Linked DNA regions of Mus musculus: all the other regions are linked to region 3. A link is a loop called in an ENCODE intact Hi-C map of the cell type or tissue named here. Cell type or tissue: left cerebral cortex. All regions are shown on one strand. Each heading gives the region's core, and the rest is flanking DNA. Links, peaks and the distances in the headings are about the cores only.

Region 1 (10,366 bases), core at 4,041-6,540, 270 kb after region 3:
AGTCCCATCTTCCCCTTTTCTTCTAGAAGCATGTGGGTCCTTAGGGTTATGCCTGAGAATGAGTTGTTATCAACAGCAAGTCTAACCTCGGTGCTTCAGGCCGCCCTAGGCTTCCCCCTGCTTTCTGCCTCTGGGATTTTGTGCTGTGACCTGTCTCTCCCCATTTTCTTTGTTCTAAAACCTTTAATTTTTTTTCACCCCCTTTTAGCATGGTTTTAGAAATAGAAGCCCCGGGGCCTAGCAAACACAGAAGTGGATGATCACAGTCAGCTATTGGATGGGTCACACGGCCCCCAATGGAGGAGCTAGAGAAATTACCCAAGGAGCTAAAGGGAACTGCAACCCTATAGGTGGGACAACAATATGAACTAACCAGTACCCGAGAGCTCTTGTCTTTAGCTGCATATGTATCAAAAGATGTCGGCCATCACTGCAAAGAGAGGCCCATTGGACTTGCAAACTTTATATGCCCCAGTACAGGGGAACGCCAGGGCCAAAAAAGGGGAGTGGGTGGGTAAGGGATTGGGGTGGGTGGGTATGGGGGACCTTTGGGATAGCATTGAAAATGTAAACGAGGAAAATACCTAATTTAAAAAAAAAAAAAAGAAATAGAAGCCAAATGTATAGAACTCTTTTTGTTTGGCTGGTTTTGAAACAGGGTCTCCCTAGGCATACTATGGCTTGGAGCATGCTGAGTATCCCAGATGGGACCCAAGCTTTCCACCACCACCACCACCACCACCCACCCACCCCCACCCCCCACCCCCGCCCCACCACCACCTGCAAAACCCAAAGAAATGCCCAGCTCCTTCTTCTAATTGAGAGCATGGCAAGGAAGTACCACCTGTTAGAGTGGACCCCTGGCAGACACTAAGTCAGTTTCACCTTGACCTTGGACTTCCAATCTTCTAGAACTGTGAGAAATCCTTCTCTGTTGTTTATAAACTGCTCATTCTGCAGTATTTCATTAGAGTTATCTGACTGGATTCAAGCGCATACTCATTATACCCAAACATAAGTAAACATTAAGAGTCAAAACCATGAGATGGTGTCTCTGTCATTCAGAAATTATTAACCTTGCTGAAAACCTTTAATTATTTGGGTGTTCAACCATGAAATTACCTGTATTAGTCAGGGTTCTCTAGACTCACAGAACTTATGGGATGTCTTTATATATTAAAGGAATTTATTAGAATAACTCACAGTCTGTAGTTCAACTAACCTGACACTTGGTAACTATGAATGAAAAGTCCAAGTAGTTGTTCAGTCCCAAAAGGCTGAGTGTTTCAGCTGGTCTTCTATATAAGCAGGCTAAGAAGGAAGCCTTCCTTCTTTCATTGTCCTTATATAGGCCTCCAGTAGAAGGTATAGCCCAGATTAAAGGTGTATGGTATCACACCTGGACCTAAGATGTTCTTTACTTGGTACTTGCTCAATCCCAGGCTGGTCTTGAACTCAGAGATCTGCTTGCTTCTATCTCCTGGGATTAAGTTTTGTACCACCTTGCCTATGTCTAAGGTTTTCACAGCCATTCTACCACAAGATCCAGATCATAGTATGTGTCTTCCAGCCTCAAGATCTGGATCATAGATGTGCCATGCATTTTGGGATTGTAGTTCACTCCAGACAGTCAAGTTGACAACAGGGAATAGCCATCACATCACTTAAGCCTTTAATTTGAAAAGGAGTCTGTGTTAAACAAGTTATATTCATCAAATCATGTTTTGATAAGATCCTATCAAGTCAAACTGCGATATCATATTTTCCAGACTCATTAATTACCAGGAGGCAAGAACCAAAGACATTTTCCCTGAGTGCTTCTTGCAAAAGTCTTTCTCTCCATCTAAAGACACTTTGCAATGCCACTCATTAACATTTTACCGGTAACAACTTACGGTGTGTGAAGGAACAATTTAATCTTCTTACGATTAACAAGAAAGCCCAAATGTGGCTCTAGAGATCTCTAAGGAAAGAGATGCTGCTGTTTCCTAAGGGGCTCTTACAGGTGGCAAGGGCAGAGGGGTTAAGACCTTAAACCACTGGAGAAAGACAGGATTAGAAGGAAACTGAATTGCCATCAGAATGGAAAAGATAGCAGGTTTTTAAACTTGTCTGTAGTGAACTATAACTGCAGGAAAGAAGCTGTGGCTACTGAGAATGCCTGACTGAGTAGAATCTCAGTACTGTGGAGAGACTGGAATGTCGCAGGTCCAGAGTATAGAGCAGAAGTTGGCTCCACACCCCAAGACCAAGTTCTCAGAGGGCAGGAATAAGTGACGGTGAGGGAGATAAAGGAAGAGGGAGAAGGGAGAGGGAATAAAAGACAGAAGAGAAAGGGGCCAAGGGAGAGGGGGAGGGGTGTTTGTTCCAGATGACAAAGGACTGCTTGTGCATAGAAAGGAAACAGACAGGACCCATAGCCAATGGTGGTTTATAAAGGTAAAACGGAAAACCCCATGTTAGGATGAAGCGTTTAATTTTAATTGGAAATGTTAATTAGGTGAGCCAAAGGGGGGTTATTTTTTTGTTGGACTTTGATAGCTGGACCTTGGTAGTCAGCCTTAGGAGGGATTGGCCAAATAGAGGGATAAATCTTGGGTGCTTGCTTTCAGAATGTGATCTAACTGGTTTCAGCTAGGCAGAGGAAATGATGGAGAAGGGCAAGGCCTGACTAAGCCATACAAGGCACACTCCACAAGCCAGCCAGGAATCCCTTCGCTAACTACTTTATCTTAGGTTAATCCTAGCCCTCATGAGCAGCTGTTCCTTGCCTACCTCTGTCTATCAGTCTTACGCCTAATATATAAAAACCTTTTTGGAGTCTATCAGCTTACCAGACCACTGGCTTCCACCAATCTGAAAGCTAAGACTACCACAGGGAACATCTCAGGCTGATGGGAAAGCTTCCCCTTCTTGCTGTACCACCTCTGAAGTGCTTGCTTTTATCTGTTTTGTTGGTCTGTAAAACTCTAAAACTTCAGGAGACTGCTTCTGAGTTGGAATAAGGAACCTGGGGGTCACCTAAATCTGTGTTCCTGGACCATGATGACTCAAAGTAGCTCTAGAGTAAACTCTCTCTTAGTCCCTGTAAGATAACTGACTGCTATGGGTTTTGCATTTACACTTCCTTAAGTCAAACACAATAGCATTTTAAAGGCTGCTAGGCACTTCAAAGGAAAGAGCAGGTAGATCTTATGAATTCAAGGCCAACCTGGTCTACCTAGTGAGTCAGAGGACAGCCAGGGCTACAAAGTACACTCCTGTCTCACCCCCTTCCCCCCATGACTCCCTAAAAGAGCCTTAAGGCTAAAACTGGATACCAGTTACCTGTAATCCTAACATTTGGGAGGTGGAGGAAGGACGATCAGGAGTTCAAGGTCACTCTTAGCTTCGAAGCAAGTTTAGCAAATCTGAGACCAACCTGACACGTGTCACATGTGTTTGAGGGCGTCAGAGCTGGAGTTAGAGGTAGATGGTAGCCGCCTTGGGTGGATCCTAGAAAACAAAACTTGAGTCCTCTGGAAGAATAGCAAGTTCTCACCCAGTGAACCATTTCTCCAACCTTGGCACACAATTTTATTGGAGGCCAGAATTTCTTTCAGTAGTCTAGCCATATCTCCTCTTTAATACTGTTAGTTTCACTAGTTTCATGAAGGAGAAACTACATTCTTTATGAACACAGATAGAAGTAGAAGTAGCAGTGAGAAGAAAAAATGTCATTGTGATGTGGAGGGAAGTCACACTGAGCCGGCGGCTCCATTTGGGAGTGATAATATTTACCAGTACTGCCTACTAATCTGTTAAGAGTCTTCAGCAATTCATAGGGGTGAATTTTAAAAAAAAAAAAAACACTTTGGAGCAGGGGTGTCCAGTCTTTCGACACTGCAATATGACGGTAGTCAATGTATACATTCAACCTGTGGGCTGCAGGTCAGACACTCCTGTTTTGGGGAGCCTTTCGGTGTCCACCCCTGCTTTTCCCCATGTTCTCACAGGGCTGGGTTAGCACTCCAAGCAGACACTGACCCCTTAGCAGTTTTGCAAAAGTGCCTTCCAGAGTTCATAGATCCTTAGTGCTTGTCAAATATCGGAGTTCCTCAGAAAAAACGACCCAGTGATGCTGACCCCGGCACTACTCCTGGGCTGAGGAGAGGCTCCTGCCTTGTTATGTATGGTTGGGAATGCAGAGCTGTCAACTGAGTTCTTTAGGAGGAAAGAGAAGAAAAGACAAATGCCTATGCAGAAACACAAAGCAGGCAAGGTGTGTTCATTTTTCGCTTTCTTTTAAGGTCTAGAGATCAAACTCAGGGTATGCGCACACTAGACAGGCCCTACCACCCAGCTACATCCCAGGCCTCAAGTTGCTGCATTTTAATAACAGAACAGCCTAGAGGGAGTTAGAAGGCAGGACATTATGAAAATGAGCAATGAGGGGAAAACCAGTCAGTCTGCAGGATGTCATGAAAGAGGATATAAATAATTGATAGTTTTAATTTTGCCAGGCAAGGTCACTGCGTGTGAGTCGGCTGCTGCAGCTCGTACTGTTGCTGTCATTTGGATCTTGCCAGTGTTAACTGCCGAGTAGGGTTTACTCGCATCAGCCTTGGAATTAGGTCATGAGAGCACAATGGCTAACAGCTTCGGGTTCCTTTGTTATATTCAGAGAGTTTGGCCTATTAGTTCAGGTAGAAAAATCATGTAACACTTAAACCTGTACATTGCCGTGTTATGATTTCTTCTTCATAAACTCTAAAAAGTTCCTTGATTAGTTCTTCAGGAAACATTAATCAACTATCAATAATAATTGATAATCTATAATAATTGATAAATAATCTCTATAATGAGCTCAGCATGTTCTATATACCCAAGACACAGAAAAAAAGAGGAATGATATGTAATATTTTTATCATATTTATTACATTTGTTAAATTTTTATATTTCCGTGTGTGTGTCTGTGTGTGTGTGTATCTGTGTGTTTGTGTTTGTGTGTACATGAGAGCATGTGCCACAGAGGCCAAAAGAGGGTATGAGAAGATCTTCTCCGATGGAGTTACAGGTAGTTATCGGCTCCCCAGGGTGGATACTGGAAACAGAATCGGGGTTCTCTGGGAGAACAGCAAGTGCTGTTAGCCACTGAGTCATAGTTCTAACCCCACAGATATAATTTTAGTAATGGAAGTTTTAACACCATGGCAAACAATGATAACTGCTTTGAAGGAAAAGAAAAATAGAAAAGAATCTTGATGAAGGCCTCTGGATAGAGCGCCCATGAGGGCCAGGGCTATGCTGCTGGCGTCTCCTCCTTTTTCCTGAGCATGCACTAACTCGGTTTGGGGATATCTGCAAGCCATTCATTACTGGTGGCCTATGCCAAGACTCACAGCACTCAGTAGACAGAGATGGGATAACTGCAGTGAGGTCAAGGCTATCCTGAGTAATGCAGTGAGATACTATCTTCAAAACACCAACTGTCAGATGCAACTCAGTTGGTAGAAGTGCGTGCCTAGCATACAAGAAGGCCTGTGTTTGAATCTCAGAACCTACTAAGCCGGGTAGGAGGATCAGCTATTTAAGGTCAACCTCAGCCTATAAATGAATTCAAACCCAGCCTGGGCTACATGAGACTCTATCTCAACAAAAATAACAAAGAAAAAACCCAAAACACTAAAAGCATTTTTAAAAGTTAAATTATATTAACCTACAAGTAGATGGGTTCTGGATTCTATTTAAGACATAAAGAAATATTCAAGACACCACTTGAGAATCTACCATGTGCCGTGATTCATTCTGCTCTCTAAAGACAGCCAGGCCTCACGTAATGACTGGCTGAGTACTGAAAAATGTGTTCTGAAGCAATTTCATCATTGAGCCAACATTTTTCTTACACAACCTACACAGAACAGTTTACTATACACCTCAGCTGTATGAGTGCACGCGTGTGTGTCTCTCAAGGATAAGTATACACAAACGTGCAGGTGAGCGCGTAGGCCTTTTGCCCTCAGTCCATGATGAGTAAGACCATGTGAGATGGAATTATGTGTAGGGAGAAAAGACAAAGTCTAGTGACTCAGTCAACCTGAGCTTGGTGACGTCACCAGCTGCTGATCACGTGACGTGCTTCTCAGTAGTCTTTGTTTCTCAAGACAGGGTTTCTCTGTGTATCATGGCTGTCCTGGAACTCACCTTGTAGAACAGGCTGACCTTGAATCTCAAACTCAGAGATGGATCTGCCTTTACCTCCCTCGATATTAAAGGCACCCACCACCATGCCCAGCTACATTATTTGTTTGTTTGCTTGTGGTTTTTTTTTTTAATAAAATAAGTATATTCTAAAATAACGGTTAAGAGCTGTTTCTTAGTTACGGTTTTACTGCTGTGGACACTATGACCAAAGCAAATCTTATAAAGACAACATTCAGTTGGGGTTGGCTTCCAGGTCCAGTGCTTCAGTCCAGTATCATCAAAGCAGGAGTATGGCAGTGTCCAGGCAGGACTAGCACAGGAGGAGCTGAGAATTCTACATCTTCATCTGAAGGCCACTAGGAAAAGACTGGCTTCCAGGCAGCTAGAATGAGGGTCTTAAAGCCCATACCCACAGTGATACACTTCCTCCAACAAGTCCACACCCACTCCCACAAGGCCATACCTCCTAATAGTGTCACTGTGTAGTTGGCTATGGTCTTGTACCAGTAGCCAGAGCAGGGGTATATATGTTTAAAAGTACAGCAACAATGGAGATACAGCTTGGAAGCACTTTTCTAGCACTCATAAAACCTTGGGTTTGAATCCCAGGACATAAATTAAAGTAAAATAAATAGATAAACCAGTAACATTGCCACTATCAAGTATTCTGTTCTGTATCCTATTATGGCCATCAATAAGAAACTACACAAACCCAATCCAGGCAAAATTACAAATGGGTCAGAGCTAACAGGAATGAAGGTGCAGATCACCTAGCCAGGCAAAGCACCAAGGCCAGCTAAGGTGCTGTGGAAGGTAGGAGGACCCAGAGTGGCCAGTGTAAAAAGTTAGTTATAAATGCCAGTCACGGCCATGTGGCCAGTTACAGAATCAGAGGTTATGACTGTCGTGATGTTTCTTTTTGTTTTGTTAAAACTGTTCATGCACATATACACTATGCAGATGTTCTTATTTTCTTTCCTATTCCTTTATCTTATAACATAAGATCAGAGAAATATTGTTACATCTATGCCCCTGGGAAGGTGGTCAGGGTCTTGGGTCAAGGTTTTTATGGTTGTGTTAGATAACTGTTTAGAAAATTGGGGGAATCGGTGTGGGAATATGGGTTCTGTGAGTATTAAAGACAGACTCAAATTTTTTCTCCTTTTCATTTCCTTATCTAAAATGCTTGAGATGAGAGATCTTCCCTAGGTACCTAAATTATTCACTTTTCTGTTGTTTTGAGAAAAACACCATGACCAAAACAATTTACAGAAGAGCTCATGTAGGCTTTCTTTTCCAGAGAGTTAGAGTCTATGCTGGAAGCAGGCACAGTGGCTAGAGTCCCAATCTGAGAGCTCACATCCCCAGAACCATGAAGCAGAAAGAGAACTGTGAGAATATCTCCGGCTTTTTAAACCTCAAATCCCACCCCAGTAACATACCTCCTCCGGCAAGGCCACACCAAAACCTACCCAAACAATGCCATGAACTGGGAACCAAGAATTATGTGTCTGAGCCTATGAGGGTCATTCTCATTCAAACCGCCATGGTGCTGTTTCTGGTCCGATAAACTGTTCAACAGGATTCTCCCTGGGTGTCACATGATCATTGCTGGGTACTGTGCCAGATGAGAGGCAGAAGAGGGCTGCCCATAGCCCAGAAGTTTCTCAGAGAAGATAGCAGGAGTCAGGCTGCCCCCCTAACCAAATCAGGCTTGGGCCTACTTAACTCCATAGAGTCAAAGACGGCAACATGATAAAGGCAGTTAAACTTTTCCCTGACAAAGAATTGGTTTCTCGGAAACCATGTAACAGGCAGTCAGCTAATCTAGCTGATATGCTTGGAAGGTCCCTGTCCCCACCGCAACATTTCCTCCCTTGTCCTTTTCCTTTCCTTCCTACCTGACTCAAGCTGTATAATCTAGCCCATCTATTTCATTAGACAAGTGTCCTCTAACACAGTCTCCCAGGATGCTTATACACGCACGACTCACTGCCTCTGGAGATGCTGCTGCCCAGCTCTGACACATCCAAGACTGACTGGTGAACAACCACCCATGGGGGTGGGGGACCCACAAGATACCTGTGAGAAATCAACCACGTTAGGTCACTGTGGTATCACTGGCCGGACGTAAAGACCTCCCGTGTCAGTATGTTTCTTAAAGACACCCCAAGAGGGTTTCTACTTGGAGAGACCCCCACCCCCAACATAGTCCAAGAGACTATTTTCCACTTTACACAGGAAGTGGGTGGGAATGGTGGATTCTGTTATTGCGCGTTGATTTTTCAGCGCAGCTCTTAAGAACTTGGCACTCTTCCCAACGAGGGAGAAGAATTGCTATGATTTGGTGATGCCCTTGTTCAAAGTTCCTCTCCGCGTGAACACATTATGTGCTTTCTTTTCTTGGTTCTATGGAGAAATATTGAGATTCTTGGTGTGGCTGATGAAGTTAAAAATAGTTCTTATTGGCTGTCACCAGGGGTCCATAATTCCTGATACAATAAAAGGTATGGAAACACCCATTTTGCTACCACTCTCTGTACGATGCCAACACCCCCCCCCTCCTTTTTTTGTTTTTTTGACCCAGCAGGGATTTAGCTGCAGTAACCCCGGGTGTCTTTGTTAGTGTTTCTATTGCTGTAATCGACAGACCATGACCAAAGCAAGCTGTGGAGGAAGGGGTTTATTTGGCTTCCACCTCCACCTCGAGTCCATCACTGAAGGAAGTCAGGACAGGATCTCAAACAGGGCAAGAACCTGGAGGCAGGACCTGATGCACAGGTTATGGAGGAGTTCTGCTTTCTGGCTTGCTTCTCATGGCTTGCTCAGCCTGCTTTCCTACAGAATCCAGGACTGTCAGAGCAGGAGTGATCCTATCCATAATGAGCTGAGCCCTCACCCATCAATCGCTAACTAAGAAAATGCTCTACAGATTTGCCCATAGAGCGGATCCGACAGAGGCAGTTCCTCAGTTGGAGTTCCCACCTTCCAGATGATTCTAACCTGTGTCAAGTAAACATCCAATTAGCCAGCATGTTGCCCATCACAGACTGGCCAATACGATCTCTGATGCACTGGGCTTTCATTATTGGGAAACACCTCACCGACATCGTGGCAGAAGGCAGCAAAGTACACAGACAGGGCGTGAACTGTGCTGTGGCATTGGAAAGACAAACAAAAGTGAGTGAGACCAACTAGGTCTGACTCTGCCCCTTACAACCTCTGTCATAGCGTGGATGTCGCAGGGAGAAGGAGATACTAGAAATGACAGCAGGGAAAGCAAAGCTGACTTCTTGCTATGATTTCTACATATTTCCCAAAAGCTCGTAAGATAATGGTCTTCCTGGTTTCCAGATCCACTAGTGAAAGAAACCCTTTATTTATAGATATCCAGCATATATATATATGTATATATCTCCAGTATATATTCAACTATAGCCACAGAAACCTAAGACAGCATCCTTCTTCTCCTCTGCTTCCACCCCTCAGCCTTTTGGTTCACAGACAGGATCGCATTCTGTTTAAAATGCATTTGCCAGACTGCCATGCCCAAGGTCAGCCACCTCCCCTTTCTTGTCTCTCCATAAACTGTGAGTACTCAAGGAAGCCTCCTGACCCCAGAGGCCTGGATAATCCTCACCCTCCAGACTTCCCTCACTTCCCTGCCAGCTTTGCTGTAACTTAGTAACTATGTGTTAGTTCCTTTGTACACATACCGTATACCCTAATATGTGTGCTTTTATCTAATACTGCAATAGAACACAAAGAAGGGCTGGAGAGATGGCTCAGCAAATGGTTAAGTGACTGAGTGCTCTTCCAGAGTTCAATTCCCAGCAACCACATGGTGGCTCACGACCATCTGTAATGGGGTCTGTTGCCCTCTTCTGGTGTGTCTGAAGACAGCTACAGTGTACTCACATACATTAAATAAATAAATACATACATACATACATACATACATACATACCTAAAAAGAAAACCAAAATAAAAAAAAAACCCACAAAGAAAACCTACAACTCTTAAGACTGTAGCTTTGTATGCTGGTGTATGCCTATAATCCCAGCAGTTAGGAGTTAGAGACAGGAGTATCAGGTGTTTAAGGCTGTGCTTGGCTACATATTGAGTTGACTATGGGCTACAGGAGACCCAAAACCAAACCAAGCAACCAACAAAAAGACTATAG
Region 2 (10,366 bases), core at 5,092-7,591, 460 kb after region 3:
TGCTTAGACTAGATCAGGGACCTTTTTTTTTTATATTTGGAAAGGTTTTTAGTTGGTTTTCACTGGGTACTTATTAAACTTAGACACCATTGTGCTTCAGTATTGAAGTATTGCTACAGAAAGCCTTGAGCCTGCCCCTCTGGCCTTTTCTCTACCTCATCCCTCCTCTGTATTCACTTATGTCCTGGAGCCATCTGTGTGTTGGACCACGTGATTCTACCAATCCATAGTGATCTGGTTCTGGAAGCAGACAACTTACCTCCTTAGTTGGACAAAATATATGATTTTAGCATCTTGGTTTCTTATCTATACATTGAGATTACTAAAAACAGGGCTGGCAGGATGACTCAGTGGGTAAGAGCACTTTCTGCTCTTCCAAAGGTCCTGAGTTCAAATCCCAGCAACCACATGGTGGCTCACAACCACCCATAATGAGATCTGACTCCCTCTTCTGGTTCATCTGAAGTCAGCTACAGTGTACTTATGTATAATAATAAATAAATCTTTAAAAAATAAAAATAAATAAACCATCATGTAAACATTAAAAAAAAGATTACTAAAAAAATAATCTGTGATTACTTTGAGATCTCAACATAGGAAGTACTGAATGAAATGGCATTAGTTTTATGGTGGCCTTGTAGAGTTCATCTTGGTTTAAGACAAAATAAGGAAAAAACATTCTGGAAGCGGAAGTGCCTGCTGGACTTTGCATAGGGTCAGTACCTTGTGCCTGTGTAGCCAGTAAGGAGGGCTGGGCTGACCTCCAACTGAAAGAAGAGAGAGGGACACTGGCTTTGGGACAGAGTAGCTACTGACAGACTTCTGGCCTCTCGTGAGTTCCCAAGTCATGAGCTGTGGACACGCACACTCAGCTGTGCAGTGGAAGTATGTTTCCTGAGTCACCCGGCTCCGTGCTCTGGCAGCCTCCTTTCTCTCCAGCCCTCCTCCGTGGAGATGCTTTGACCACTGCCCCTGCTACTTAACTAAGTAGTCACAGTCTTTACTTAGCTGCCCCCCAGGGCCCTGTAAGCACATCCTGCTGTGCAGAAGTTCCCATGCAGCCTTAGCTGCCGCTCAGGAGGTTCATTGTTTGACAGAGTGAAACAAACCGTTTAAATCAATTGAATTCCATTCTTTGAGTCTCCCTGCTCCCCACTCCAGCTCTACATACCTGGTTTTGGTATGATGTAATTGTCGGTTTTATTTATAAAACCTACCCTGCCTCACTCAATTCAGGGCCAAGAGGTTTTTTTGGTGGCAGGAGTTTGCTCTTTGTCACCATCTTGAATAAAGGACTCTTGTTTGGCCTTATATTTCTGGTGGCCATAAATTATTTCACTATAAGCTTTGTCCAGCCCCTGAGCAGGGCTCCTTCCTCAGCATGGGGAGACTTGGGCTAGCAGAAGCTAGCAATAGGTCTTTATTCCGTGGAGGTCAGACTAACCAGTTCTCAGACTTCACATGTTCTCTGACTCTATACCTGACATCAAAAAACCACAAACTAAGCCCTGTACTGTATTCATGCAGGGATGGAATGTCTTGAGATTGTAATCGGTGCTGGGCTTTTATGTGGTCATTTTTATAGCGTTTCCTCAGAATCCTCGGTAATGGCAATGGTCTGGTCTTAAGACAATTAAACACGCGATGAGTGTCAGCCACACAAGGGCGTGTGTCTGTTGGGATGTAAGTGGAAGTCAAGGGAGAGGTAGGATTCAGTTTCAAATCAGCACCAGCTGCTTGTTATTAAGAGTGGATTCACGTTCTCTTGTAGTTAGAAGAGTTTGTCATTGTTGAAGGAAATGTTTGGGTTGCCTTCAGCATTTTAACACCAAACAGTAATTTGGAGCTGTGTGCACCTCGGGCAGAGTATACAAGGGCCGCATTTGAAGTGGCTTTATAAAACTCTGTGTCCTTGGTCTTCCTGCGTATGAGATTTGGATAATATCACACTCGTGGAGTTGTCTTGAGAATTCAGTGAAATTCAAGTTGGGTCTCGGAGTGCAGCTCCTCACACAGCAGCATTCAGTGAGTTCACAGTGATGCTATTGTCAAATCTAGTGTCCTGAAGTGGGTGGTGAGAAGGTGAAGGAAATGAGTTTGGGAGGTGGTAAATCCAACTCAGGACTCCCCCCACAGACCCCTTGTCTTTTTCTCTCTTCTCGACAGGAATGAATTCATCTAAAACCAAATTAGAACTCCAGAAGCACTTGACCACACTGACCAATCAGGAGCAGGCCACCATATTCGAGGAGGTTCAGGTACAGTAGCCGGGAAGCACAGCAGGGAGCGTGCTTGTGGAGTGTCCTGTGGGTGGTGAGGAGTCAGCGGTGCCACCACTTCCCAGGGGCATGAGCCAGTGTCCTGTTAAAACCTGGGTAGACCAGGAGGCAGGAGGCCACATGCTCTCCTTTGCTCCTGGGAGCCTCCGTCAGTCTCTTCCCATGAAGTCACAAGGCATTTGTACATGGGTTTGAGCACAACTGGCCCTTCTGTATTTTTTGTTGTCTGTTTTGAAAATGTATGTGTCATATGTTAGAGCCTTAAACTGAAACGCAAAAATCAAAACAGACTGAAACCAGCAAACACAGAAGCACACACATGAGCTGCATGCGTTAGACCTGGAAGTCTGCTTTTACCATGCTTGAAGCTGCTGCATCTGGGGAAACCAGGCCACAGTGTCAGGCCTGCCTAAGGCCTGCTTGTCAGGAGGGAGCTCAACACGGATTTCATGTCTGCCAGAACCTGGAGCCATTTTTGTGGGGTTTTGGCAAGTGCAGTAAGACAAAGAATTAATACGTCTTTGCGTGTGTGCATGTGTGTGTGTTGTGTGTGCCCACTAGTGCCTTGTCAAGTTCCACAGTTAGGGGCCAACTAAACCAGACAAGCAGGTAGCCATGCCTTTGTTCTCATCCCTGTGAGGGAGGGGATGAAAAGGCTCAGCTTTCTTTCTGTTCTCACTAAAGTTCTTCAGTTCCCTTGTTCTGTAGGCTTGGCATACATTTGTAGAAAGAATAGGAAGATTTTGTGGTGGTTGTTTTCATTTAGCAGATGGCCTTGAGGGTTGTTTTATTTGCCTGTGCTTTGCTTCTTATTCTTAATGCATTGCAACTGCAGCCAAGGCCATCAGTGTGAACCCACTTAGGCCACGGTGCTACCAGGTCACTCGAGAGCATCTTCCTGGCAGGCAGGCAGGCAGGCAGGGAAGATGCACCTCCCTTCCCTAATGGTTTTCACTTTGATGTAGACAGCACCACGTAGCTTTCCCTGAGCAGAGGGGCGGTGCCTTAGGAAGGCAGTTCCCAAAACCCTCCTGCACTGCAAACAGGCTGTTTGATGTCCTCCTGCAGTAGCAAGGAGTCTAATGGACATGACCCCTCTCGTCTGTGAGCAGAGACATGGGAAAACAGCACATAATAAAAGTGTACTTGAAAAGCAGAGCTATTGTGATGCTATTGCAGAGTGCAAGTTAGTGCTCTCCGCAGCTCTAGATTCTGATGGCTCTGAAGAGCAGAAGCAGTCATGTTGTTCACTGGCTGAGAAAACCCAGCTCATCCTTTACCTTCCACCGATGCAGACGTAGGCTTTTTTGAGAGATACATATTTGATCTTCCATGATGGCATGTTGATGGTCTTCCTGAATGGCTTTCATGGTTTTTCTAGTCTTGGTCACTTATCAGTGACTGTCCCTACTAACGTATTTGAAAATTCACATAGGTCAAAAAGGTCATATAAAAATGTGATGTAATCTTTCCTGGAGGGCAATTTATTTCTGAAAAGCTCTCCCAAAGGTCAATTATTATAAAGCCAATGTAATTACCATTAACAATGATGCATACTGTGTCGTTAGTAATGATGCGTATCATACTAAGTGTTTTTTTAGGAGAAAGCTTTAATAACTAGGCAAATGTGCTGGAGATGATGGTGGCTGACCTTGAACCCTCAGAGTACTCAATAGCGGACGGGCTCTGGGGTGTTAGCCTGTCCTCACCTGAAAGACCTCAGGACACCACACAACTACCATTTTATTTACAAGGTGCTTGACAGAATATTTCAAACATGAGCAGGGGTCACCTGTGGCAGGGACATCCAGGGTCCTGCTCTCTTCTCCTGCTGTCCTAATCGTCTTTGTTTTGTTTGTTTGTTTGTTTTTTTGTTTTGTTTTGTTTTTTTTTTTTTGAGGCAGGGTTTCTCTGTGTAGCCCTGGCTGTCCTGGAACTCACTCTGTAGATCAGGCTGGCCTCAAACTCAGAAATCCGCCTGCCTCTGCCTCCTGAGTGCTGGGTTTAAAGGCGTGCGCCACCAACGCCCGGCTTGTCCTAATCTTTTTAAGTGCCCCAGATTGTACTAGCCATCTTCAGCAGAAATATCTGCCTTCAAGCTGACATTGCAACAGTGATAGTAAAAACAATGGCTCCAAGTCTTTAGTTAAATCCTTAGCGTGGTATTCAAGCAAAGCGCAGCTTACCTGGCATTCTCACAGCAAAGCAAGGCCTACCTGGTGTCCTTGCAGCGTCTTATCCCTTCTTAAGCTTTCTCAGTGTTTGCATCCTCACTATCAGTGTCAGAGGTTTCTCTGTTGCTTTTATGGTACTCTAGAGGACCCTTGGGGAAACAAGGTTGAGAAACTAACTTTCAGTACTTTTCCCAAGCAGCTTGGCTGTTTTGATTGTTTAAATGGACATATAACACATTTATAGAAAAGCACACAAGTGGATGCTGTATGCACCATTTCGGTCAGCACTGAGGGTGAGCATGGAGCCTTTTCTCTGCTGCTGAATGCACCTGTCACTGTCCTAGATATCACTGCCCCTGGTAACTGCCATACCAGCTTCTGGCACCTCTGACTGTGAACAAATTATTGACCACAAAGTGATGCTACTCAACTTGATTCATAATCATTTTTGTGATTGTCACTCTGATTAATGGATGTGAATAAAAACTGAAAGAAGTAGTGGTTTAGCCACTGTAGAGAATGGTGAACCACAGGAGAGATTTTAGGGTGGCGACACATCCCTGATCTTCTTGAATGCAGTGGGAGGGTAGCGTCGCCATACTTCAAAAAGATTCTGAGGAAGTATTTATTTCTTGACTCTGTGACACCACAGATAATGCATTTCTGCTGCGCTGCAGCCATTGCCTGGGGTGGTTAATGAGTTCGTTGGGGGTCTCCTGGCTCCTGCAGTACTTCCCCATGCCTGCTTGTTACTTCATTTTTCTGTCAGTTTGAAGTTTTGACCCCCTCTCTCTGGATCTCTGTTGTTGGTATGTGTGTGCACGAGCACTCAGAGTTGCACTGCATAGTTCCCGTGATCAGACTGAGGTCAGATGGTTGGCAGTGAGTGCCTTTATCCGCTGAGGCATCTTATCAACCTTTAAAACTTGCAATTCCAAATGACCTTTTCCGGAAGGCTGGATTATCAGAATTCTGGATTAAGCTTTCCTTATCGTTAATGCTTGTGACTCTAAGGATAACGCCAATGTCCCTTCGTTAGCTGGGAAGAAATTAGCCAGTGGTGGCACTGACACAGACTCTGCTGCGTGTGTAGCTGATCCGTCCGCTCGTCATTCCTGACCTGTTCAAGGGCAGGCCACAGTCTGGAGTTAGAGAAGAACAAGGCGGATGGCCAGGAACTCTGTGTCTCTCTGGGGTGATTTGGGCAATTGGTTTTATTTTCATTCACAGAAAGGAATGTGTTGAATTAGATGACTTCTGAAAATACCCTGTGGCTGATAATTCAAATGCAAAGATTTGGAAGGTGGAGGGGAGAGCCCACAGTATTTTGTGAACCACTATGGCTAGGTGGGATGAGTGGTAACTAAAACCTGCATGTTCTCATTTGTTAAGCAGTGTGCCTTGCCACTGCTGGCAAATTAAACGTCCTTGTGAATTTAAAAAAGGAGAGCTAAAGGACCAGAGAGAGGGTAGAAAGGGAGGGACAGAGACAGAGGAGGAGGGGAGAGGAGGGCGTGGGAGGACGACTGAGAACTTGGCATACACGTGTTCATCAAAGTGTCTGCTTCACAGGGACACACGGGCCACATGACGGGAGCACTCACCCCGTAACAGCTTGACCCTGGATCCAATTGACGAGTTCCTTTCTAGATCCCCAGTCTTAAGAGCTTATAAATGTGTAACCATTATGACTTGACTCTGGGTGTTTACATAGATTTTGTTTTATCTCTTTTTAAAAGCTGTTTATTTATTAACTATTTTGACCCCCACTATTTGACGTTAAAATTTTTATCTTGGGTAAAAGGACATCGAAGATGACTCCTAAATACGGCCCAGTTAGCTCTGCCCTCCGTTCGGTTAAACAGTTGCCTGCACTCTTAGGGTGACTGGTGCCCCCTAGTGAGGTCATGGAAGAAAAGCACTCGTTCCTGGGTGGAGGTTGTTAGCACACTGCAGTTTTGTCGACAATAAGAAAAGAAATGTAATGTTTATGTTTCTGATCTTTTTCCCCCCAAAAGAAATTGAGACCAAGAAACGAGCAGCGAGAGAATGAATTAATTATTTCTTTTCTGAGGTGCTTATATGAAGAGAAGCAAAAAGAGCACAGCCACACTGGGGAGCCAAAGCAGGTGAGCGCCCTCTGACCCGGGGGGCCCCTTATGGGGCTGCTTACTTAGACACAGAAGCTAGAGAGCCTCCTCCTCCCCATAGGCTTCCTTTTCATTGTTGCACAGCTGGAGAAAATGAGGGACGGTTGGTTGTGTTTAAAGATGGCGAGAGACATTTCGGAGCCACAGCACGTGGGAGAAGCTGGTCTTTGTTGCTTTTGCCCTTTGAATTGAGATTACATTATCTCACAGAAGACATAGAGTCTTGGAGTAGTTAAGACATGTTTTAAATGTGTCCTAGCAGTAGGAATTAGGCCACAGTCAGAGAGCGGTCTGTATCCATCATTTGGCAGAAGTGTAAGAACGCTGCAGGTGTCCTGAAAAGGCATTCTCTTGTGCCCCAGTGCCATGGCTATGACCTGGAAGCATCTCAGGAGAGAAACTTGAGGATGCCTGCTGTCGCTGTGGTGCTTAGACCCTGTGACCCAGCAGTGTTGTCCCCATTATTTCCCTTGCAAAACCTTTTATGTGAGTGCTTCAGGAGCTATGTACAAGAGAGTTCACTGCAGCCTCCATCCTAAAAGTCGGAAAATGGAGTAAATAATACTTAGTAGCAGGGCCAGGAATAGGTTTGTTATACAATGCACTTAGACTGTACTCTGGCTGAAGGGAGTCAGCCAGAAGCATTTTTGAGCATGAATAAATATTTAAAACAATATTGGGAGAAGAAAGATAATTGCAGAAAGACTTGTGTGGTGTGGTATGACAGTGTGTGTGTGTGTGTGTGTGTGTGTGTTATTTAAATCGAGATTTCACATATGAGAGAAAAAGTGACATTTGTTCTTCTAAGTCTGGCTTATTTCAGTTACCATGTTTATCTCTAGTTCCATCCATTTCCTTCAGATGGCATAATTTTGTTCGTTTATGTGGCCGAATGAAACTCTGTTGTATGCCTGCACCACATTTGCTTTATTCATTCATTTATTGATGGGCATCTAAGCTGATTCTGTTCCTTGCTAATTTGACTAGCACTGCAGTAAACATGGATGTGAAGGTGGCTCTGTGTATGCTGGCTTAGAATCCTGTGAGTACACAGCCAAGAGTGGCCTGCCTGGGTCACGTGGTAGTTCTCTTTCTAGAGTTTTGACGAATCTTCATGCTGACTTTGATAGTGGCCACACTAATAGTGGCATCTATTCCTTAGGTGGTTATGTACATGTGAGGCAGCATATGTTTTATGAATAGATGTAAATTAAAATACAAAATATGAATTAATATAAGCACCAAATTCAAGAGAGTGCTTGCCATGGTGGGTGGTACTGGTGGTCGGGAGATTCCAGTAAAGAGTAACAGTTTCCCCTAGGGGCAGAAGCCAGAACGTAGGTAGCAGCCATGATAAGTGACAGACGTGAGTAGACACTCTGTTCTGTGTTGGAATGACTATTCATTCATTTAAAGGTCATGGCATATCTGGGAAGACAGTTCCGTCTACAGGTGGGGGACCGAGGGGCATCAGGGAGTGCACTGGCTGTGCCACACAGCTGAGGACCTGACAGTTCCAGAGCACCCTGCTCCTCTCACCCCTCAGTGTCTGGGGGTGCTAACTTGGCCAGACTTAAGTATGGCAGAGGTATTTGTGTTAGTCTCTATACGTTCTGTGTGCTTGCCTACTGCAGAGAGTGTGCTGGTGTTTAGAGCAATGGAGAATCTGCTTGTCTTTCCTTTCTAGCAGACAGAGCCGTCAGTGAAGGTCCGTGTGAGCAGGTGTGCTCAGATTGGGGCGTAACTTCTTGGAAACATACTTCCTTGCTAACAGGAGCATCACGTATTCAGTGCCTGTGGGGTTCCACTGTGCTCTGGCTCAGTGTTAGCATAGCTGAGAAAAAGCAGACTGCTTTCATAGGAGAAAGACCGGAAGGGGGAGAGGATAAAGGAGAGGAATTATAAAAAGATATGGGAAGGATGGATTCAGTTGATAAATTTAATTTTTAACTTAGTCTCTCAAATGCCCCCCTAGGTAAGATACTGCTTTATTTTAAAAGGTTGTCAAAGTAGGTTTTGTCCCAGATCCTATGTTCGGTGCTTGCCATATCCCCACCTGTTGTAGTCTCGTAGCACAGTGATCTGATTGGACTATGGTACTCCCAGTTTACTAGGGAAGAAATCTAGGCTCAGTTAGAAAACAAGGCCACAGTTAGGACATCGCAGGTTTCTGATTCAGTAGCCTGAGCGAGCTGGCTGATTAGGTCTGAGCACATTTTCTCATTTTATCTGGGGGAGTAGAATGTGCACGAAACTTGCAGGCGTGTTGCTAAGGAGCACATGGGGCCCAAGGCTTTCAAGAGGATGGGGCCCCACAGGCCATTCCCTCCTGTGCACCAAAGGGTAGAAATTTTAATGGACTTAACTTTTCCTTGTTTTTCTTTTCTAGACACTACAGGTGGCAGCAGAGAATATTGGGAGTGACCTGCCACCCAGTGCTAGCCGGTTCAGGTTAGATTCGCTGAAGAACAGAGCAAAGAGGTCCTTAACAGAGTCCCTAGAGAGCATTCTGTCCCGGGTAAGTGGCACCCTTTCTTCTCACTGAGGTTGAATCATTTCTAAAGCAGAGTCAACTATATTTTATGTTTCATCAGACTTAAAGCAATTATTATCTAGATGTTATTTATTTTTATTATCTAGATGGATTTATTTATTGAAGTAGTGTCACGCTATTTAGCATACCCTGACTTCACACTCCCAATCTGAGTGCCTAGGGCTCCCAAGTGCTGGGAACTTACACTCCTCTTTTTGGTCTATCCCATGGGATTTCCTGCTCCCAAGAGTGTTATTATTTATACAGTTCCTATAAAGGACATGGATTATGCATGCCAGATGTAGGTCCTATTTCCCTGGTGTCCCTAAGGACAACTTGAAAAACTATCCTGTCAGCTCCTTTCGTTGGGTATTTGGAACTCCCTGGAAGCAGATTCATGAAATATTTGACCCATGGGCCAAATCCTATGAACCTCTTTGTTTTCGTAAATTAATTAATTTACACAGTGTCATTCATTCAGTTACCTGTTATCTAAGGCTACGTTTGTACAAAATTGAATACTTGTCACAGAGGCCACATGACTTACAGATGGTAAGATGTTTATTAGACACTTGCTTTCAAGACCAAAAAATGTGCCAATGTAGGGCTCTCTAAGAAGATCCAAGTACCCTGAGTGTCACCTGGAGTTCCTTAGGAAAGCTTCCTCCTACCCTATGAGTGTGAACAGCCTTATGTTGCTTCTAACAAATCAAAACTTGATTTTATGTTAAGGAATCACATCTCTGGAGCTTACCCTATTTTGTCATAGCTCTTCCAGATGTTAGAGCATGTTCCCTCTGAAACATAAACTTTAGTCAGTTAAAGATGACTTCATGAAATGCTATTGCTGAGATTTTTTTCTAAATCCTTTGAGATAATTCAAAGCAATCCAATTATAAACCAAGACTGAAAGGGCTTGCCTTTGAGAGTTCCCAGAGGGATGCAGGTTGATTGAGTGACATCCAGGTGGCCAGTTATGATCGCCCATGACTCAGGAAGGAGCTATTGAGTGTGCTTTGGGGATCATGATAGATGTATTAGGCCACCTTGCTGTCTGTTGTCCCCAGCAAATGACTGATCCATGGGGCTCTGTGGATCATCTAGGTTGGTATGATTCTTAAAATGATGACAGAAATGTGATGGTTAGTGCAGGGTTGTGCTGAGCTGTGCTTGTCAGTGAGTTTATTTTCCGGGCTTATTTAACAAGGCCAGGCTGCTTCCAGATGCTGA
Region 3 (10,366 bases), core at 4,249-6,748:
CATATCCAACCCCCAGCTGACTGAAGACTTTGACTGTCGGAAGGAAGACAGCGAAGTGGTGAGCATTGAGCTTTCGGAAGACCAAAGTGCGATTCTGATCTGTAAAGCTCTCAGCATTGAGCTCTTAGACACCGGCATGTGGAAGGTAGCTGAAAAATTCCGAGCCAGGCACAACGAACGCTTTGTATCTGCCGTGCTATCCAAAAACGGGGACTGTATCATCGCAACCATGGAGAATACCCCAGCGGTATTCTTCTGGAGGCGGGACACAGGACAGTGCCTGGCGAGCTTGCAGGAAAGCTCGGGTACCATCGTTAAGTTGGTAAAATCCAGTCACCACAATATGCTACTGTCTTTGTCAACCAGTGGCGTTCTTTCCATTTGGGATATAGACATAATCACAGCTATGTCCAATATCGATAAAACTGGAAAACCCATTCAGAGTCTGGTGTTGCCGGCCAGGGGGGAGATCATCTACTCTCTCGATGGCTCCGATTGTGTACATAAATGGAACTTCAGCAGTGGGTTCATTGAAGCAGTATTTAAGCATGAAGGGATAGTCGAACACTGTGTGTTAACGTCCACTGGGGACCTAATGGTGACGTCAGATGACAAAAGCAGCCAGTACGTCTGGCATACCAGCAGTGGGGAAAACCTCTTCCGAATTAACGGGCAGAGGATCTCTCAGCTGCTGATCACCCACAACGACCAGTTTGTGGTCTCTCTCTGTGAGGAGAACGCCTCCAGGGTTTGGAGGCTGGCCACAGGCCACAGAGTCTGCAACATCTTGACCACTTTGCAAAATGCCTTCATTACCTCTGCAAACACCTTCGTGGTGGGAATGACGAAAAGCAAAGTGCTGGCAGTCAGTCTCTGGACCGGAAGTATCACCAAGAAATTCTGCTGTGAGGATGGGATCACCATTGTGAATTTCAAGTTGATCCCCGACTGTCCTGACGTCATCGTGTTTATCACGTCAGCCGAGACCGTGAACCTCTGGAGCCTGACTGATGAAGTGATTTGTCGGCGTGTGCAGCTTCCAAGCAACTTCTTGAAAAACCTGGAGGATTTTGAAATTTCTCCCAATGGGAAGCTCGGCATTATATCCCGTGGAGATGAAAATATCAATGTGCTGGATTTACACAGTGGAAAGCTACGGGTGGTTCACGCCTCTGGAGTCATCTGGAGGCAGAGGCTCTCTCGAGATGGTCGCTACCTGGTGTATATTTGTTTCCGGAATGGGGAGGAGGAGGAGGAAAACGATGCTATTTCTAGTTTAATAGTGATGAGACTGGCTGACGGCAAAAACATCGGTGCTTGCTCCCTATACAAAACACCAACTTTCCTTGCACTTTCTCAGAGACACCTGAACATCATCGTCGGCTTTGATGATGGGAGTATAGGGATATACACAGTTGTGGATCGTGTAGATGCTGCGTTGAAGATCAAAATTGCCACATCGAATAGCAGACAGATTTTCAACAATGCAACGCAGACATCCAGGCCAAAGTCAAACAGCTACTCCTTTAAAGTGTCTGTGGATTGCTTATGGCGAGAGTCCACTGAGGTCTTTGCAAGAGACAGCCCCATCACCGTGAGTGACTCTTCTGAGTCCAACGAGGCAACACCCTCCAAGAAACACAATTCTTGTTATGACCGAGTGTGTGCTGCCCTAGAATCCAGGAGCCACAGCTACACTCCAGATAACTGACACGATGTTTATCCTACTCAACCGAAATACATAATCCATGTATGACAGAAGAAAAAAAAAAGCAAAGTGCATCTTCTGGACACAAATGATGAGCTGCTAATTTCTGGAATTCTCAGTTTACTAATATTCTCACGAAAGGAACAAAACTATGAGACTTGGGTGCCATCTTTTTGTCCAAATGTATTCGAGAAAATAGAGAATGTCCAGAAGAGACGGTAAAATGGCCATCTCCCCCAGAAGAGAGCAAATACAATCTTTTAAATTTGCTGTGTAATAAGAATCAGCACAATTCACTACATGGATTCAGATGAGAGAAGCTAGAGGTAGTTATAGGTAGACCAGTTGGACTAGAATTAGCTCTACAGAAGCCAGTTGAAATCGTGATTGCAGAGGACCGTTTGACTCTGAGTGGGGGGGATGTGACAGCCAAACGCAGCCTTAATATCTCTTTACGTTTCTCGATCCTGACAACTGTGTAAACGCAAGAGGTCTAATGGTGCAAAATTGTGTAAGAAAGGTGTCCAGATGTGTTTCGGTTTTCCAGGACAGCACACAAAGCATGTGAGATGGTGAACGGACCAGGACAAGAACTAACTACCATTATCATAGGGCTACTGAACATGGAGAGTCAGTCTTCATCAAAACACAACGACTGCATGCAAGGGTTTCTGTGCAATGCGATGTGTAATTTTTAAACTGTTTCTCTCGTGGATTGCAAAAGAATCCCACTTAATGAGAAGCCACAGTCCGCTCACGCCTTTTCTTGCGATGCATATTCGTGCTGAGTGTAAAGAGGTATGGGAAGGGCATTATGAGTTTGATCAAAGCATCTGTCCGTTTATTTGTTGTACTTTACCAGAGTCCGCACTCTCCAGTCAGTTGTGGGGGAGCCTAATGTTTCCCAGACCCCTGCAGTATCTTAATAGAAAAGCAAGCTTTTGAAACACACCATCTCTGAAACGCTGGTGGCACTGCCTTACTCTCATTCCGCCTCTCTCCTGTGTAAAATGCAGATAAACGACCAAAAACTCTGGGACAAACTGAATATGCCTGTCTCTGTGCTAAAATATCCCATAGATCTTAAGGGCATCCAAAGGTTCCTATCATTCCCTGTTTGTAATCACTTTCTTACTTCCACACACCGTATGTACACTTCTCTCTCTGTTCCACTTCCAGATTGAGGACTTTCCCAGTCTTACTGTTTCAAGGCTGAAACTATGAAATGGCATTAAAAAAAAAAAAAAAAGACTTCATCAATTTGATGGCAAATATATCTCAGAAGGTGAAGGTGGTTTTCTTCCTTCCAAGTCCTCCACGTGGCATGTCCTGGAAGACCTCTCAAGGGGGTCACTGATAGTAATTGGTTTGATTTTCTCTCAAAGTGGAACTTACTTAAATCAGAACATTGAACAAAGAACCAGCTTATTTTCATCCTGGCTCTGCTTGTGACTCAGCATGTACCTGTAGTTTGACCTCTAGCCTCACCGAGTTTATTGCTTTTGTGGACTGCAAAATGAAGACGGGGATAGTTTCTGCTGTAGCCTGTTAACCTGGTGGGGATGCCAGGGAGTGATATGAGAAAAACATTACACAGTGCCATCTTGATTGCTGACACGGTAGGAAAAGGGAAAATTATCTAAACCCCTAGAGAATCCAGTTGTATTCCACTGGTGGAAGGATTTAACACGTAAGCATTTGAAGGTGTTGTTCAGATAGCAACACCCTTCTCCATGGTGAAACACCTTTGTTCAATGTATTCCTCCTAGTTTAGCTACCAACCAGTAAGTGGAAGCCCTTGAAGGGCTAAGATCTATATACACGTGATCTGGAGTCCATACTTTCAGCTCTTCAGCCAACACATTCTTATTCCTGTTCTTATCAGTTGAACGTCCATGCCATACATTTCTAAGAACTAAATGCCTAGGTGGGTTACATGTAGTGTGTGAGTGTTCTGTGAAAAAAAAGAAAAAAGAAAAAAAAAAAAACCTCTAGAGTGTAACAAGTGACTTGAATGATTTTTTTTCCTAACATGTTTGCAACTGATAGCTCATGTTGAATGTTTTTATGTAAACTTTGTATTGTTGGGATGAATTACCCAATCAGAGATTTATATTTTCATAAATGTTACATTTAGTTAAAATTTTGTTACAGAGTTGTTACACTAGAAAGTTATTTCAGTGTTCAAACAATATACAGTCTTGTGTATGTATCGTTTGTATGAATAAAAGATGAGCTACTAAAAACTTGAGTGCTACTGATTTTTTTTTCACCACTGAGGTTGGCCAGATGTGGAAGACCTCACTTACCGGTAATTATTCAAATTGACCAGGTGCCGAAGGGGCCCTAGAATATTCCAGGAGCTCCAGACACAAAGCCATGGCGTCTACACAATAGTCTCAAAAGTTTGGCACTATTATTATTCCACATTTATAGGTGAAAAGAAAGGACCATGGACCTAATTCCAGTACATCACTAGCATCTTGGTTAGCTTTCTCAAAGTACATGAAAATAAAGAACTCAGTGCCCAGTAGTCACTTGGTGACAGTAACTTCTAACATCTTTACTAGTTTGCAGGTGAGAAATTCAGCTAGTTTACTAAAGATCACTGGATGTTACTAGTATGCCCAAGTTTGTGTTTGTTTGTTTGTTTGTTTGTTTGTTTCTCTCCAAATATACAGAAGTAGCTGATGAATTCAGTCAGCAAGCATTTACCCAGTCACACATTCCACCAAGAACACGGAAGTAAATGAAATAGCTCTTGCATTCTAGAATTCCAGACTCAGCAGCAAAATAGGGAGAAAATAAGTTCCCTGTGTACCCGTGCAAGGGGTACCCTTGTGGCTGGAGCAGGAAATAGCCAAGGACTAGTGCCGCTCGGGAATTCCCAGGTGAGTGAACACGACCTTGGAGAACCTCTCCAGATACCTTCACACACACACATACACACACACACACACACACACACACACACACACACACACACACACACCGTTGATCTGAGAATTCCCATATATACCTCCCCCCACCCCAAAATATCTTTAAACATGGCAGGCAGCATTGGAAAGCTTTGGTGATATTGTAAACAACAATCAGATGCAATTGTGTATGTAGTTCTCAACAAAACAATTACTTTAAAAGAACTTTAAATACCCAAGAGTTAAAAGAAAACTAAAGGCATTATCAAGTTTCTTACCTTCCTCTCTTTACTACTACTGAGTTGAACCTCAAAGTTTCTCCCCACTGACTCTAAAAACCCAAAACAAATTCCAAAGTCTCTTTTTGATCCGAAAAACCTAATTCATATATAAATGGACCAGTATCCCATGGAATTTCTGACAAGGCTGGAAATTGAACCTGAGCATCATTTATTCTAACAAGAAATTTTTTTCTTCAAATCAATAAATGACATTCAACAACGTATGATTTCCCTCGTAAATCGACATTTGAAAGCACAAAGGTATTTTAGCACTAAAAAGGACAAAAAAACCACTGAGTGTTCTCCCATAGAGCGTGGCAAATGCCTGTGAAGACAGCGGGGATGTCCAACTCAAAACTCGCTGGAGAAAATTAGGTCTTTGGGAAGTTCTCTCAGTTGCTTCTCCCCGCATTGCCTTTTAATCCTCTCACTGCGAGCCTTGAGCATGGAGAGGAAAGAGAGGAAGCTAGATGGCGCAATTGCTCAACACATTTTCCTGGCTTCTGGAAATGCCAGCTCTCCACAGCTTCTGGGCCAGGTGGACCGAAGACCGAAATCTTAAACCGAATTTCAAGATTAAAGCACCGGTTCTCTACCCTTCGTAGGTAAAGTGTGTTGGGTGAAGTGTCCCATATCCTGACACTCCAAGGGAAGGGGTCTGAAACCGGGGTTCTTTCACGTGTCCCACTAATAGCCTTTGGGGCACAGGCAAGTTTGTAGCCCCTAGGAACGACCGTCACTGCAGCGTCTGAGCAGATTGTCTAGCCATCGGGCGGGCGACAAGCAATGTGCGCTCGATCTAGCAACTAATGCGGGCTGGCTCGCTGACCACTCACTCAAACATAGATCACCGGACGTCCCCTTGTCCCTGTCGCCTGCGCACGCGGGCCAAGGCGCAGGTAAAGGGTTACCCTTGCCTGGGAGGCTCGCCCGCTCCCCGTCCACGTGACGCGGCGGCCCAATGACCGCAGCCCGGGCTGAGGCTGCAGCGCGACAGGCTCCGGGCGTCGCTGACCCACTCGCGTGTCCCAGCGCGGACGCCCGAGGCCCACGAAGCCATGGGCGCCGCGACTCTGGAGCCGCCGCCCCGCCGCAGGTAAGTACGGTCCGGGACTGCGCCGGGCTCCTCCGGGAAGAGGGCTGGTCCTGGGCGGGAGTCCCGACTTTGCTTCTGGGCTCCCCTTCTCTCAAGGGGACGCGAGGAGGAACTATGAGGCAAGGCAATGGATGATTTGATGACTTCAGGAGAAGTCACGGAATTCAACCTAGGCATGCTAAGAGTGGCGACAAGAAACAGGTTTCCAAACTAAAGGCGCTGGTGCTGGTTGGGTAAAATGGTTTATTTTTAAACTCCCAATTCCTGAGCTCTCTGCTGTTCCTGGGAACTTAAACCTGGACAAATTGTAAGAGATCTTCCCATCTCCCTGTGTCCCGGGGTCACCATATTTACGCTTCTAGGGGGGTTTTATTGATTAAAACGGGAAAGGAATTTGATCGCCCCCGCCCTTCTTTGAAATGTCCTTGGGTTCTGGGGTTGGGTCTATGGCGATGGTGAGGGTGCATGAAGGGACAACGACGCTGTGGTGTTCCGCAAGAGCCTGGGACTAGGAAAGTGGGCGCCAAAGAGAGAGAGCTAAATGGTCGCAGGCTGTAAATATTTAATAGACAAATATCTACCAGGTCAATCGCCTGGGTCTTTGTAGCCTGGACAGCCCTGATGAGGTGAGATTATATATATATATATATATCACCAATGCAGAATTTTCCAGTAATACCAGGCAGATATCAGGGGGACTTTTACCCACTCCCAGAACCATAATTAACCTTAAATGCAAAACAAAATAATTCCATCTCCATCGACTCTGAATGTCTACTTTTCCATCCTGGTATAGACATTTGCGCGATGAATGTAGAGGAAGTGGGTGTTCCAGGAGTCACTTCTGTGCTGGTTTCTGCGAGAGTGTTTGTTGGTTGTGGCCTGTGGCTGATTGCCTTGGGTGGCTGTAACTCAGCTATGGTGAAGAATATCGCTGGAGAAAAGAAAGTCTTGGAACCGTGAATGGAAAAGAAGTGGGAGTAGTGGTTATTTTTTAAAGGCAGTTGGTTCTGTATTTGTTGAAGTTGTTTCCTCCCACATAATTTTCCAGTTAATACTATCTTAAGGAGGATACAATAGTATTTCCCTTATACTTGTCTAGTTGATACTATTTTTAGGAAGAAATAATAGTATCTCCCATATATGTTTCCAGTTACTACTGTAAAGAGGAGATGGTAGCTCTCCTCATCTAAGCACCAGTGCCTCTGAAACACCTTGCTAGCCTCTTTGGTAAAAATCCTTGTCCTAGGACAGGTCTCCACAACAACAATATGGAGCCTCGGTCCTTTAGGAGAGTTCTGGGTTGTTAGTGTTTCTGGGAAGTATGAAGAATCAGTAAACAGCCAGCTCCAAGGCTCAGTGGGAGATTCAGAGGTGACAGGCAGACACAGGAAGGTGATGTGTGGTTCATTTCTCCTGCTCACCAACTCTTGCCCATCTTTTGATCCTGCTCCTTCACTTCTTCTACAATCAATGTTTATTTCATGCCCCCTGGGGACTCATTACCCAGGAAGGTTTTGATACCTAGTAATTTCTAAAGATAAATGTGGTTCATGTTCACTATATTCCAAAGAAATTTTGCAGACCTGGAATTTAAGATGAAACAAACGAACAAACAACAAAACAAAACAAAACAAAACCCTTGCTTACTGTCTCAGCACATTCTCTTTCCTAAAAATGGAAAGATTCCCTAACTTCTGACCCAGCACTTCTCAGAACCTGAAACCTGTGTTCTCAATGCTGGGACCAGGAGCCAGTCTCAGCCCAAGGGCAAAGCAAGCCCTGACCTCTTCCTGTCACTGGTGGAGGTGCCCAGTAGCCCACTGCCCATGTTTCTTAGAAAGGACTCCGGCTTTTTGCGTGACTGAGTACTAGCCTCCTTAGAGCTAGTTTTCCCTCCCTAGACAGTGTCTTACATGGACCCACTTCTACAATTTCCCAGGGACCCTGATTGGGCTCGTTTGGGTTCTTGCTTAAAGAACCTGTCTCATTTCTAAATTTGATCATTAGAGTGATTGTTTGGTTGCAGATAAACCCCCTTGATAATTCAGAAAAGAACGCTGTCAAGATCTAACTGGACCATCATAGGGAAGGAAGGACAGGCGTGGAGAATTCATGGTCTGCAGGTCAGATGGGGAGACCAGTCACGGTCTTTTTAGTGTCTGATCTTAACCCCCAGAGCTACACAGGCCTGGAGCTGAAATCTCTTACTCTGTTTATTTCCTGAATACTGAGGGAACAAACTGAAATCCCAATCATTTGTCTTCTCACGTTTTACCCCTGTGAACACCATGGTTCCATAGAGATGGAGATCTTCAGAAAAATGGTAGAACATCAAAATTACTCTGTCTTAAAAATGTATCTGAAGTACTAAACAGTGACTATGCTTCTGAAGCAGGTAATTAAATAGCCTAACCTATGGTTCACTGTGGTCAGAAACCCTACACATTACTGAGCTACAGTGAAGGTCGGCTAAGATCGGAGAAATATGGTGTCTGAAATCTTAACCATGAGCAGGGAGCTCTATTCATTCAGCACAAACGGCTCTCGAAAAATCAAATGAACTCTGACCTGGCCTTCGAGACCACGTGTGTGTGAACCTATCAACTCTAAGCCGTTGGCTGGGTGCTAGGGACACAGACAGCTCAGCCTCAAGAATCTAGTCTTGGGAGAAAGCTTTGAAGGGTTTGAAGCAAGGCACATATCTGTTCTTGAAAGCTCCCTCTAGCTGCGGTGAGAGAGGTAGAAAGGGAGAATCTACAGACACAGCTGAAGGCAACTGCTACCCACTTCGCAGAAGAGACAGAGAAGTGAATCCGTTCAAAGGGTGCTTAGGGAAGCAGTGGCACTTACAGTCTGAACGGTAAGAAAGTTTTAGTGAGCCGGGTGTGGTGCACGTCTTTAATCCCAGCACTTGGGAGGCAGAGGCAGAGGCAGAGGCAGGCAGATTTCTGAGTTTGAGGCCAGCCTGGTCTACGGAAGGAGTTCCAGGACAGCCAGGGCTATACAGAGAAACCCTGTCTCAAAAACATACATACATACATACATACATACATACATACATACATACATACATAAAAGTTTTAGTGACTCTGGTCCTTGATATTAGTTTACCAAATTAGGTTTTTTTTTCTTTCATGTTGGTAAACATAAGCTATGCTTCTGTACAGTTGCACCACACACACACACACACACACACACACACAGACACACACACACACACACAGACACACACACACACATACACACACACACACACACACATACACACACACACACACAGACACACAGACACACACACACACACACACACACATACACACACACACACACACACACACAGCTTGTTTCCATCACTTTTTAACAACTTATTGCTTTTTTATGTAGACTTTGAAGTGTTAAGGCAAAATCGAAGAAAAACTATGGCCTCATCTGTACACTCTCTGGCGTACCTTAAATTCCTGTTGGAATAGAAATCTCCTGACTCCCCAAGCTGGGCTGAGCATGACCTGCTGTGTGTCACAAAGAGGACAGATGGTGTCTGGAGGAATATTATTGTCTATGAAAACCATTTCATGCTAGAGAGGAGGGTCTCTCTTAATGGTTGACTCCAAGCTACATGCAATGTGTATTGGTGTACACTTTCGTGGGTTTTTTAATTCATTCACTGTTCATTAGCCCCAGAGAAGATTGCTCGAGAAAAGAATTTCACACTTTCTTTTTGTTTTATTGTTCTCGATGCCAACCACATCCCATCTAATAACTGAATACCTAAATTGGCCATTTGTGTGCAGTAAATGCAAAGATTTGGCCAAATCAGTGGTTCTCAACCTTCCTAATGCTGTGACTCTTTAGTATAGTTCCTTGTGTTATAGTGACTCCAACCATAAAATTATTTCTTTGATACTTCATAATTTTGCTATTGTTAAGAATAGCTATTTGTAATTTTGCTATTGTTAAGAATCTAAGGTTAAAAAAAGAATCATAAGGTAAATATCTGATATGCAGGATATTTGATATGTGACCCTGAAGGGGGTTTCAACCCACAGGTTGAGAATAGCCAGACTAGAGCTAGAAAGCAGTATCTGGCTTGCTTAATGACGAGATTGCCAGCAACCCCGCATCTCCCAAATGCATGCTGCAATCTAGAAATGAATGAACAAAGCTGGCTTTCACCTGTAAATCATTGTTGTTATACGATGTTGGTTCCTCTCCGATCCTGGTGAGCTTAGCCATTTGAGTCCAGAGTCCTCGCAGAGATTCTGCCCTACTGGCTCAATGTATGGCTATTACGATAACAGCGAAATGTTATACTCACACCATTCTGTGAGTCAGCAGAGAAATACAGGGAAATTTGTCTGTG

Evidence for each region. Peaks named below come from ENCODE experiments on the same cell type or tissue, not always from the same donor. Only the 100,000 strongest peaks of a DNase experiment are listed, where the experiment ranks them.
Region 1: it touches region 3 in a loop (2.6-fold over the local background); 12 of 42 quality-filtered maps call a loop at or near these places.
Region 2: it touches region 3 in a loop (2.6-fold over the local background); 4 of 42 quality-filtered maps call a loop at or near these places.

What each region holds. Positions count from the first base shown.
Region 1 is chr5:64,079,615-64,089,980 of GRCm38, forward strand. No RefSeq gene overlaps it. Among named protein-coding and RNA genes, the nearest start is that of Pgm2, 8.1 kb to the right of the region's middle. In left cerebral cortex, for the core only: no CTCF peak of the experiment used is centred there; no DNase peak of the experiment used is centred there.
Region 2 is chr5:64,268,924-64,279,289 of GRCm38, forward strand. It overlaps Tbc1d1 (TBC1 domain family, member 1), which reads left to right. Exons shown (of 22, transcript NM_001310611.1): 7 at 2,167-2,258; 8 at 6,472-6,582; 9 at 8,993-9,121. Among named protein-coding and RNA genes, the nearest start is that of Gm38634, 17 kb to the left of the region's middle. In left cerebral cortex, for the core only: a CTCF peak has its summit at 6,356 (motif pointing left); DNase peaks (open chromatin) are centred at 6,010 and 6,347.
Region 3 is chr5:63,806,593-63,816,958 of GRCm38, forward strand. It overlaps 0610040J01Rik (RIKEN cDNA 0610040J01 gene), which reads left to right and starts at 5,903. Exons shown (of 4, transcript NM_029554.4): 1 at 5,903-6,003. It overlaps Nwd2 (NACHT and WD repeat domain containing 2), which reads left to right. Exons shown (of 7, transcript NM_177006.3): 7 at 1-3,954. The coding sequence ends at 1,711. In left cerebral cortex, for the core only: CTCF peaks have their summits at 4,535 and 5,373; DNase peaks (open chromatin) are centred at 5,399 and 5,790; H3K4me3 peaks cover 1,250 bases; H3K27ac peaks cover 263 bases.